Linked DNA regions of Homo sapiens: region 2 is linked to region 1. Evidence: chromatin contacts called from ENCODE Hi-C or POLR2A ChIA-PET data. All regions are on one chromosome and are shown on one strand. Each heading gives the region's core, a stretch centred on a gene start or an enhancer-like site at or near the end of the contact. The rest is flanking DNA. Distances are from core to core; before and after follow the strand shown. Region 1 overlaps EHMT1 (euchromatic histone lysine methyltransferase 1). Region 2 holds the start of ZMYND19 (zinc finger MYND-type containing 19).

Region 1 (5,659 bases), core at 1,381-3,880:
AATAAGGTAGTTTACCATGTCTACAATAATACATCTACATCACAGTTACCTCAGAAGTGATCATTTCTTTTCCTAGTCAAAGTGTGGAGTTTCCACGGCAATCCCTGCTTTTCTACAACATGCTGGATAAGACAAAATGCGTCCACGTTTTGTCAACAAACCAGTAATAATGATCCTCCTCAGCGCTTGTGACAGTGGCCTCCGTTTCCACACTGTGTCTCTGCATGCTACCAGGAGGCTGGAGTGAAAGCCAGGGAGTGAGGCCTCCGCGAGCCACGCCGCCCTCACACGCTGCCCTCACGACAGTGGGGATTGAGGCCTCCGCGAGCCACACCGCCCTCACACGCTGCCCTCACAACAGTGGGGAGTGAGGCCTCCGCGAGCCACGCCGCCCTCACACGCTGCCCTCACAACAGTGCCATCCTCCCTTTGGACCAGAATATGCAATCACATTTTACTCAAAAAGTCAAACTACAAAAAAGGAGCTGTATGGATAGAATCATCTGAACGGAAAACTTAACGGGGAGAAAATATAATCATCTTATCTCAGGGTTCTTTTGCTCATTTTTCCAGAAAGCTTTGTTCTTTTCTTAGACTAAACAAATTACTGAAGACTTCTTGTAATTTGGCTTTATTTTACAAGGATGCAAGAATAAAAACTACTTTGGAAATGAATATTCTATCAACATATTCACTCTAACTTACCAAATATAATGTAAATGATCCAAAGGAAAAATTTCTAATCTCAACAGTAAGATTTTAACCACAAAAAGTGTCCTTCTACATGAGGCTAAAAGAAAAATCTTTAAAGTTACCAGAAATTTAAAACCGCTTCAAAAAAATCTTCAAACAGTATGCTAGGTAAACTGTATGACCCTGTGTGCAGTGAGCACAAGGCCAGGCCGGCCGATCCCAGTGGGCAGAGCAGGATCTCCCTCAGGGCAAATGAGCTCCAGGAGTGCCTGCCCTGGAACCAGAGACCCCCACAGAAACATGGAGGTCAAGTGCTAAAACAATCAGGCACATGGATCTCAAACTCTGCACTGGTTGTTTGTTTGTTTTGAAACAGACAAACTCTGTCATCCAGGCTGGCGTGCAGTGGCACCATCTCGGCTCACTACAACCTCTGCCTCCCAGGTTCACATGATTCTCCTGCCTCAGCCTCCCAAGTAGCTGGGATTACAAGTGCATGCCAACATGCCCAGCTAATTTTTGCACTTTTAGTAGAGACAGGGTTTTACCACATTGGCCGGGCTGGTCTCTAACTCCTGACCTCAAGCGATCCGCCCGCCTCAGCCTCCCAGAGTGCTGGGATCACAGGTGTGAGTCCCCACACCCAGTCTCTGCACTGTTTTCACAGGGCCAGCTCTGTGGTCTGCTCTGGGGTCCTGTGCCTCTGGGTCAGAAGTACCAGAAGGCACAACTACAAGTGAGAAGCACACAAGCTCAGGAGGAAAGGAAGGAAGACGCAGGCATGCTCCCCTGGAACTGATCTGGTATTCTTCCCAGCATGGCCTCTACACACTTCCACCTTGCCATTTGTGTTTTGGGAGGGGTGTGTCAACTTTCACATATTACCTACCCGAGCTTTGAAGATACCCCCATGACGGCAAGACATGAAGAAAATGGAAGGAAAAACCCTTGTGCGGTCTCTTTAAACTTATCTTCGTGATTCTACAGTTGAACTTGATGTTTGCCTTTCACAACCTGGGGGAGACTATTAGAAGGAAGGTCCTTCTCCCCCTCAAGAAAATACATTGGTCCACTGGACTATCCTACACGCTATCAACATTTAAAAACGTCATTTCACAACAACCAACACAAAAGACTGCCTTCTCTACCTAACAGTGGAGATTTTTCTTTATTCTAGTCAAAATAAGAAAAATGTCACATTCCAATCTGCCATTTGCTCCCTTCTGCTTTAGGAAAGCCCAGGATCTGGAAGAGAGACTTGTCTTCTCCTTGGGAACTGTAACAGCAGCAAGAAGGAACTTTAAATGCCAAACGGCTTCTCCAAGATGGGAAGCAACTTCGGTCCAGGAAACTCGTGAGATGAAGAGCACTCTCTACCCGCCCCCTAATTTTAAACCATTTTCCACATACCAATTTCACCAGCTAATTATCGAAAGGGGTGGAGAGAAAAAGAATGAATCCTTTCAATATCTGAGAGATTTTCTTTTCCCTCTTTTGTCTTTTTGTTTTTTCCCTTGGCAGAAAAAGGAGAGTTGGTTCCTAAATTTGGAAAAAAACAATTAATATCCAAAGTAGCCCCAGAAATTACATTTAAGGGATTTTAAAATATCAGGACAGATTCCCTTTCCATCTGCTGCTTAACCCTTGATTGAGCCTCTCTGCAAAGAAAGACAATCAAAGGTGGCCCCGTCCCTACTACTGCCTTTGTCCAGTTCTTTCGGCTATGGCATTTGTCCAAAGATGGCAAAACCAGTGCAAATATCTGCCAGTCCCTCATGTGCCTCCAGCAGTACTCTGAGACTCCACCATCGAGAGGTGGGTCGGTATCCCCCTCCTTTGCCTGGGTGGACCTGAAGTATGTGGCTGAAGTGGCAGCCCATGACACAGACGGCGGCCTCAACCCAGCTCTGCCTTGCTAGCTTGCTCTGTGCTGCCTAGCCACTGTGTGTGAGGGGCCCACGCCACCCGGGAGGCCACACATGGGTGCCCTAGCCAAGAACCCACTAACTAGCACTGGCCACCAGATGTGGAAGGACGCAGCCCACACTAACACCACCCCCATGTTCGAGTCTTCCAGCTGAGACTCATTGACCAAAATAAAGTCATCTCCTCTGTGCCGTCTGAATTCCTGTCCCCTCAAAGGGATAACAAATGATGATTGTTGTTTCAGCCACCGAGTTTCAGGGCAGTGCAGTCCCTGGCGGGAGACAAGGAAAGCAATGCTCTTTGTCCTGACCTTCTTCCCCTCGCCAGCAGGGGTCAGAGCAAACCCCAGCTCCAGGGCTCCGTCCATGCTCCCAGCACAGGCCCGACACACAGATCTCACAGCAATCCAAGCTCTGGGGCTCACCTGCCACCAAGGCCTAGGCTCAACGGCTGTAGTCTGTACCCTCAGGGAACTGGACCAACAGAGAAGATCAGCAAACCAGGAACGTGAGCAGTCTAAGTGCTCCTTACAGAAGAAACACGTGCCGAGGGGAGGCACACAGGGCCGGGCGGCCGGTAATCCAGGTGCCCAGGGTGTGAGCACCTGCCTGCAAAAACCCCAAAAACTCCAAATTCCCATCAGCCAAAACCTGTCTGTTTAGAGTCTTTCAGGTCCAAAACCAAAAAGTAGCCATGACCAGAACGGGTGCCTTGACATAACTGGTGAGTGTGAGGTCAGAGGGTATGTGCTCTAAGGGCAGTCAAGCTGGAAACGGCTACTTGCCGTTCTTACCGCCACTAATATGCTGATGCTCTAGTTTATCTACCATCTCCTTCAAGACCGAGAGTACAATTCTGACAATCTGGTTTACCTGCAACATCAAATTCCTGGGCCTGCCGAGCTGATGGCCTGCCTTCCAGGAGATTCGCCGGGTCAAGGGCACCCCGAGGCCTCGCGCCTGATCACCTGCTCGCCAGCCTCCTGCTAACAGCTCCTGCCTGTGTGCTAGGCGCGTCTCCACCATGGTTGGGCTGCTGACTGGCACATGGCTCAGAGCACAGCCCTGTGGAGACTTACAGCCTCTACCCGCCCAAGTGAAACTGGAAAACATCTACTCCTTCCCTGAGTTTAATATGGAGCAAATTAAGATGAAAATTCATGGAACCTATCAGAAACCACAAGGTTGCTGACCAACAAGACTGCCGACCAACGAGACTGCCTCACAGGCAGGAAGAAGGGCACGGAGCCGGCCTCAGCTGTGCGCCTCCTCCAGTCCCAGCGTCCTGCGCCACCGCATGGTGGGTATCGGCCAGTGTCCTGTGCCACTGTGTGGGGGGTATCGGCCAGAGTCCAGCACCATCGCCTGGTGGGTATCGGCCAGCGTCCTGCGCCACTGTGTGGGGGGTATCGGTTAGCGTCCTGCGCCACTGTGTGGGGGTATCGGCCAGCGTCCTGCGCCACTGTGTGGGGGTATCGGCCAGCGTCCTGTGCCACTGTGTGGGGGGTATCGGCCAGCGTCCAGCACCATTGCCTGGTGGGTATCGGCCAGCGTCCTGCGCCCCTGTGTGGGGGTATCGGCCAGCGTCCTGCGCCACTGTGTGGGGGTATCGGCCAGCGTCCTGAGCCACTGTGTGGGGGGTATCGGCCAGCGTCCTGAGCCACTGTGTGGGGGGTATCGGCCAGCGTCCAGCACCATCGCCTGGTGGGTATTGGCCAGCGTCCTGCGCCACTGTGTGGGGGGTATCGGCCAGCGTCCTGCGCCACTGTGTGGGGGGTATCGGCCAGCGTCCTGAGCCACTGTGTGGGGGGTATCGGCCAGCGTCCTGAGCCACTGTGTGGGGGGTATCGGCCAGCGTCCTGAGCCACTGTGTGGGGGGTATCGGCCAGCGTCCTGAGCCACTGTGTGGGGGGTATCGGCCAGCGTCCTGCGCCACTGTGTGGGGGGTATCGGCCAGCGTCCTGCGCCACTGTGTGGGGGGTATCGGCCAGCGTCCTGAGCCACTGTGTGGGGGGTATCGGCCAGCGTCCTGAGCCACTGTGTGGGGGGTATCGGCCAGCGTCCTGCGCCACTGTGTGGGGGGTATCGGCCAGCGTCCTGAGCCACTGTGTGGGGGGTATCGGCCAGCGTCCTGTGCCACTGTGTGGGGGGTATCGGCCAGCGTCCTGCACCACTGCGTGGTGGGTAAGTGACAGGCAAAGCTTGATAGACTGGCTAGATTCGAATCCCAGCTCTGTCATTAATGAGATGCGTAACCTTGGTTTCTTAACCTCTCTGTGCCCGTTTCCTCTGCAGTAAAATGGGAACAACTAACTACAAAACCAGTTCAGCAGGCTATGCGGGGGCTGCAGGACTCAGGACTGTGGGTGATGCCTAAGTTCTGAATTGATTATCAGCTCTAATATTATTCAATATATTTAATAAATATAAAATTAAAGTGTTTAGTATCTGCCACATGGAAGACATCAGTCACTGCTTGTTAGATACCCGCTAACTTGAACTGTTCAAAAACAAGTCCAGTCCCCTTAGCCCGGCCTCACTGTGCGTCTCCAACTCCACGCTGTGGCTCCGGCCCTCAGCCCATCTCCCCTACGAGTTTAACAATTAACCTGCTCTTTCCATCCACCCACTACACTTTTCCTTTCTAAAAAGTCTTATTATTGCCATGCTGAAAACCTCTGCTGTGCCCATTCGCCAAAGGGTCCAAAGCCCCCAGGTGAGGCAGGCAGAGGTGCCGTCCAGCCGATTCCAAGGACAACCCTTGTGGCCACATCCACCCCGGACTCTCAGGCTTCTGATTGTCCCTTTTTTCCAAAAGACACCCTACCACTGCCCGCACGTGTTCACCCCTCCTCAGCCGGCTCTGAAGTCAGCTCCTGCCCAGGTCTCTTCCTTGGTGCTCCCACACCCAGCAGCAACAGACACTGCGCACTGGAGCATGATGGCTTCACCAGGGCTGGAGCAGGCGCCTGAGCATTGTTCACTGCCGTCCGACACACACACACCATGCAACGTGCTTCTGACCAGCGCGCAGATCATCT
Region 2 (5,659 bases), core at 1,060-3,559, 110 kb after region 1:
AACCAATGACTGCAAGGTGAGAGGTGAATGCTGGGTCCCCTTGCAGCAGGGTGAAGGGTGAATGCCTTGGCTCCCCTGGCCCTCGGGGAGGGACTCTGAGGATGGTTCCTACACAAGCGCCTGCTACAGTAACTGGACTGGTAGCACCCCCTTCCCTGCCTCACACCCCTACTCTCCTGCTGGTGTCTCCTGGGGTCTTCTCTCAAGCTAACAATTTGGACTTTTTTTTTTTTTTGACGGAGTTTCACTCTGTTGCCCAGACTGGAGTGTGGTGGCACAATCTTGGCTCACTGCAACCTCTGCCTCCTGGGTTCACGCGATGTTCCTGCCTCAGCCTCCCAAGTAGCTGGGAATACAAGTGTGTGCCACCACATCCGCTAATTTTTGTATTTTTAGTAGAAACGGGATTTCACCCTGTTGGCCAAGCTGGTCTTGAACTCCTGACCTCAGGTGATCCACTTGCCTCGGCCTCCCAAAGTGCTGGGATTACAGGTATGAGCCACCAGGCCCGGACAAAATTTGGACTCGAATCCATTTCAAGTCAACCTCTGGGGGAACCTGGACTATGACACCAGTGCTTTTCAACTACCCTAGGGAGCACCCACCAAGCTCCACTTCTTTTCACAAAGCAGTTGCTCATAATCTCATCACACCCTTGCAACTCCATGAGGTTGAGATTGGTAGGGCAGGTACTTTTTTTTTTTTTTTTGAGACGGAGTCTCGCTCTGTCGCCCAACCTGGAGTGCAGTGGCACGATCTCGGCTCACTGCAAGCTCTGCCTCCCGGGTTCAAGCCATTCTCTTGCCTCAGCCTCCCAAGTAGCTGGGACTACAGGCACCCGCCACCACGCCCGGCTTTTTTTTTTGTATTTTTAGTAGAGGTGGGGTTTCACCGTGTTAGCCAGGATGGTCTCCAGCTCCTGACCTCGTGATCTGCCCGCCTCGGCCTCCCAAAGTGCTAGGATTACAGGCATGAGCCACCGCGCGCGGTCGGACAGGCATGTTTTGAGCAAGGCCCAGCCTGAACCCCAATGTGTGTCTCAGGCAGGCCAGGACTCATCAGCCCCTTCAGTCCTCTAGGGTGTCTGGGGTACTGGCAAGTACCAGGGGACCCAGAGATGGAACGTCTGGGCTCACTCATGTACACCCTTTGCAGGCTGGGGCACGGTGGCTCATGCCTGTAATCCCAGCACTTTGGGAGGCCGAGGTGGGCCGATCACCTCAGGTTGGGAGTTCGAGACCATCCTGGCCAATATGGAAAAACCTCACTTCTACTAAAAATACAAAAATTAGCCGGACATGGTGGCGCGTGCCTGTAGTCCCAGCTACTCGGGAGGCTGAGGCAGGAGAGTCGCTTGAACCCGAGAGGCAGAGGCTGCAGTGAGCCGAGATCGTGCCACTGCACTCTAGCCTGGGTGACAGAGCAAAACTCTGACTCAAAAAAAAAAAAAAAAAAAGCAAGAAAAGAAAACGGAACCCAGCAAGCCAGAAAGGAGCCTGTGCAGCTCCTCAGGTGCAGGAGTCGCCCTTGAGGCAGGGTGAGGCCTCCTCACGGGCGACTGGACACCGGCGGAGCAGGACGCAGGACCTAGCCCCGTTCGCTCCAGGCTGCAGGGGAGCCACGCTGCCCACCACGGCGTACCCAGTCCCTCCCTGAGCGGGTCTCGGCTTTCCCGCGGAGCCTAATGGGCCTCACTGGAGTTCCGTTTCCAGACGCCTTGGACCAGGCTGCTCTGGAGGTCAGCCGCCCCCGAGGCTGAAGAGCCGGCGGCTCGGAGAAGGCTGCGCGGGAGGCCGCGCCCTCCGGGTCGCGTGGGCCGGGCGTCCGCTGTCTCTCCAGAAACACCCGCGTCCCGCGGCAACGGCCTCTTCCTAGCCCGCCTCGCCCGCTCCCCGCCCGCCCAGAGGGCCCCGCACGAGCTCCGTCCACCTCCTCCTTCCGCGCTCGGGGCCAGGACGGCGGCGGGAAACAGCTTACGGAGGCTACCGCAAGGGAGGCGAAAAGCAGCCAGCTCGCAGAGCTCCACGGACCCGGCGCGAGTCCCCAGCCACACTCCGCACTGCCCCTCTAGGCGCGGCGCCGCTGCCCGCACAAAGCTTCCCGCGAAACTGACGTCGGCGCGCGCAGGCACCGCCCCCGGCCTCGCCCCTCCCCCGCGCTCGCCCCGCTCCCCAGAGCGCCGGCGCACTCGCCCTCCTCCTATTGGTTGTTGCGGGGCGGCGCGCGCCGGTCGGCGCCGTGCGCGCCTAGCCATTGGCCGAGCGGCGGCGGGCCGGGGGGTGTGTCCGGGGCTGCGCCCCGCCCCTCCGCTCCGCTCGCTGTGGTGCGCGCGGTGGCGGTGGCGGCGGCGGCGGCGGCGCGTGGCAGGTCCGGCGGGCGCGAGGCGGCGGCGGAGGCCCGAGCCCGGCCCAGCCTCGTCCCGCCCGGAGCCCGCCTGGCTGCTACCCCGACCCCGGCTCCGGTCCCGTCCTGTCCCGGCGCGCCGCGGCCTCGCCCCGGCCCCCGCTCGGCGCCTCCCGAGGGAGCGGCGCTGCCGGCCGAGAGCGCAGGCCCGGCCATGACCGACTTCAAATTGGGTATCGTGCGGCTCGGCCGGGTGGCCGGGAAGGTGAGCGGCGCGGAGCCCGCGACCCGGCCCGTCTCGCCCGTCCAGGCCTCCGCGCGGGGCCGGGGGCGGTTGTGCGGGCGGCGGCCGGGGCGGGGGCGCGGAGCCCGGGATGGGCCCCAGCGGGGCGGGGGACGCTGCGCGGGCCCGGCTGCTGGCCCCGCGCGGGTGCAGCTTCCTCTCGCAGGCCGGCGGGCACGCACCCCTCGGCTCTGGGGTGCACCTGGCCACCCTCGGCCCTGCCCTGCCGGAGGTGGAGGCCACGGCCCTGTCCCGAGCCGGGTGCGGAGATGCGTGGCTCGAGCCCGAGCCGCGTTCTCCCGGAGCCCTCCCAGTGGTGTCGGCGATCCGGGGCCTAGCGCGGCGTCCGGGCTGCCAGTGCGGCCACACGGTTTAAACACAGCGCCCTTTCCGAGGCAGCGCCACTTCCACACCTCTCGCCGAGGCGGGTCTGGTGTGGGCTCTTCTGTGCCTCCCAGTTCTCAGCAGGGCTTCAGGCTCGTTTTAACGCTGCCAGGGGTTGGCCACGTTAGGCTGAGCCTCAGACTCGGAGCAGAGAGGAAGAAGCCTGGGCCCTGATGCTGCAGACTCAGGGCCTTCCTCGACTTCTCTTCTTACTTGGCCCCCACGCTCCACGTTTGAGGCTGGGGATTCCATGGCACCTGTGGGCATTGAGGCTTGGCGGTTTCTCGGAGCCACCTGTGCAGCTGCACCAGCCAGGGTCCTTACCCGGATGGGAGCCCTGTTCCCGTCACCAGCGGCTGCGGCTTTTGGTGGGAGAGAGGAGCCGAGGCAGTGTCAGGCGGCGTCAGGTAAAACAGGTTCAGATCCCAGAAGAAAAACTGCCAAGAGGGAGACTGGCCCGTTCTGGGACCTGTTCCTGTTTCCTGCCCCTGCTGCAAGAGCATAGGCAGGGCCTGCTGGGGAGGAGGCTTTTTTCCACCAGGGAAGGGTGGGCTCTCCAGTCAGGTCGGAGACCAGAGACCCCTTCTAACTCCACCCATGATGGCATTGTCATCCCTTACAGCTTTTCTTTGGAACATTTCAGATGGACAAAAAGCTAAAAAGGGTAATCAGTGAGTAGCTCAGCTTAATAAACACACCCTAATCAAAACCTTCTGGCTCTTCTGCCTCAGCCCCGGCCCCTCCCTCAGCTCAGTGAAACAGTCTTTGCCTAGGTTTATTGGTGCGTTGAATGTTCAGTGCCACTGTTGGGGTTAGCCCTGCGAGGATGAAGCCTGATACCAGCTCCTCTGGCGCAGACTAAAGTGGGCAGCTGGCTTTTAACCTGTCTGCCTGTGTTTTGTCGTAGACTGCACCACCCCAAACGGTGGAATGAGGCCCCCATGTGCTGAGCTGTCTTGGTCTGAAGAGGCCTGTAGTTACTTTCCACTTCACAGGAAAATGCAACAGGCTCCTGCCTGTTCTGGTTATAAGGTTACTGCACCTCACGCAGATCCCAAATGTAATGATTTGAAACATGTGGTTAACTTCCAGACCAAATACACGCTGATCGATGAGCAGGACATCCCGCTGGTGGAGAGCTACTCCTTTGAGGTAAGTAAGGATGGCTGTTCCCTCCCCTGATGCTCGTGGTCAGTGCCCAGGAGGGTCACGAGGAACGAGCTCTCTCCCCTGTGCTGCAAGAGCAGGCGGCCCCACAAGTGGACAACTGGTGCTGGCCTGTGAGCCCTGAGCCGTCAGCCCCACTTCGAGCCGTGGCCCTGCAGAACCTGGCTGTTGCTGCCACTGGAGCCCACTGTGGCCCACATGGCCTGGCGACAGTGGTCTTCCTCACTTTCACCCCAGCTGCCAGCTCCTCTTGAAAGCAAATGGAATGTTCTCATGTTTGTGATTGTGTCACGTGGACCATGTCTGTTAGCTCGAAGACCCTGCTCTTTAGAGCTAGCCACCTCTGCTGGGCCTGCCTTAGCAGTCCCTCCTGGCTGCCCAGCTGCCTCCCGTTCTCTGCTCTCATGGGGTCTTCCTGCCTCTTCCCAGCTTCCATTCCTGCCGCTGAGCTTGGCCTCCCTCACCATCCTTTATCTCTGTGCCCCACACATTCACAGTAGTGACCTCTCCAGGGGGTTCTCTATCTCACTGCACCGTGGGCTTTTTTTAAGGGTAGGAAAATGTATTTGTCTATGTCCCATTGTATTTTGCAGAGTTGTTTGTGAGTGTTTCTTGCTCGAATAGACAGAGTGGTGGTGGGCCACGCTGGCCCCTGGGAGCCATGTGCCTGTGGGAAGCTCTGCACTCCCCAGGGTCTCAGGGACAGGGCTGGCATTTGTCCCTCTGGCTTGCTTGTTTCACTTGGTTTTTCTAAGAGGGAATTGAAGTGTTGCTGAGAATTGGAGGTTTTTTAACAGCTCTTTCCCTTGTTCCTTCTCAGGCCCGAATGGAAGTGGATGCAGATGGAAATGGTGCTAAGATATTTGCCTATGCCTTTGACAAGAACCGAGGAAGGGGCTCTGGGAGACTCCTTCATGAGCTGCTGTGGTGGGTGTTTCCAAGCTGTCTCTGCCCCCCGCCACTGGGCTCCTGGGTGAGCTCCGATGGCACAGGGCGCCTGGAGCCCCCTGCCCCGCTGAAGCCCTGCCTTGCCTTCCCTGAATCTCGCAGTTATTTTTGTGTCCTTCACCACTAACCCAAAGGAACGAATGATTTGTATGTTGCACTTCAAACACCAAGTGGACTTTCTGCTGGGAGCTTGCCCAGGACCGGCAGCCTCTGGAGGGACGGTGGTTGCTCCCCTTGCTGGGTTTTGCCGAGCCCCCCCGGTGTGCATGGTAGGGACCACTCAGATGGGGAGCTGTCTCGAGGCCATCTGCTTAGGTGGTTTTGCGTTCCAGCTTTGGCTGTCTGTGCTCTGAAGTCCAGGGGCCGGGTCCTCCCTGTGTCCCTGTCCTGTTTGGGCCACAGATCAGGTGCTTGGGTTTCTCTCAGCAGCTTCCGCCTGAGGTACCCTCATCCAAAGGACCAGGGGCCCGATCAGATCACATGGCTGACATTTCTTCCTGGAAGGACTTTGGTACCTGACCAGAAATGTCTGTG

Evidence for each region. A loop is a pair of places that touch in the nucleus more often than their neighbours do. ChIA-PET counts read pairs that join two places held with the same protein, here RNA polymerase II (POLR2A). Pooled maps may share reads with other maps.
Region 2: a loop to region 1 is called in a pooled map, with 2.6 times the contacts of the local background. The contact joins the promoter of ZMYND19 here to the enhancer-like site in region 1. A Hi-C loop is called at or near these places in 1 of 168 maps with a recorded cell type or tissue (G401) and 9 of 50 pooled maps. POLR2A ChIA-PET finds 5 or more read pairs at or near these places in 2 of 52 experiments (HEK293 and Panc1).

What each region holds. Positions count from the first base shown.
Region 1 is chr9:137,692,682-137,698,340 of GRCh38, reverse strand. All of the region lies in intron 1 of EHMT1 (euchromatic histone lysine methyltransferase 1), which reads right to left. Among named protein-coding and RNA genes, the nearest start is that of EHMT1, 77 kb to the right of the region's middle. RefSeq lists an enhancer at 2,124-2,808. Within about 2 kb of position 2,630, at least 4 of the 41 ENCODE cell types and tissues checked have a DNase peak (open chromatin) inside an H3K27ac peak, as active enhancers do.
Region 2 is chr9:137,587,162-137,592,820 of GRCh38, reverse strand. ZMYND19 (zinc finger MYND-type containing 19) reads left to right here and starts at 2,309. Exons shown (of 6, transcript NM_138462.3): 1 at 2,309-2,608; 2 at 4,103-4,162; 3 at 4,998-5,104. The coding sequence starts at 2,558. LOC124902318 (a long non-coding RNA gene) reads left to right here. Exons shown (of 3, transcript XR_007061885.1): 2 at 1-16; 3 at 1,713-1,782. RefSeq lists silencers at 1,764-1,833, 2,024-2,413, 2,694-2,803, 2,854-2,903 and enhancers at 3,174-3,223, 3,746-4,263, 4,264-4,782.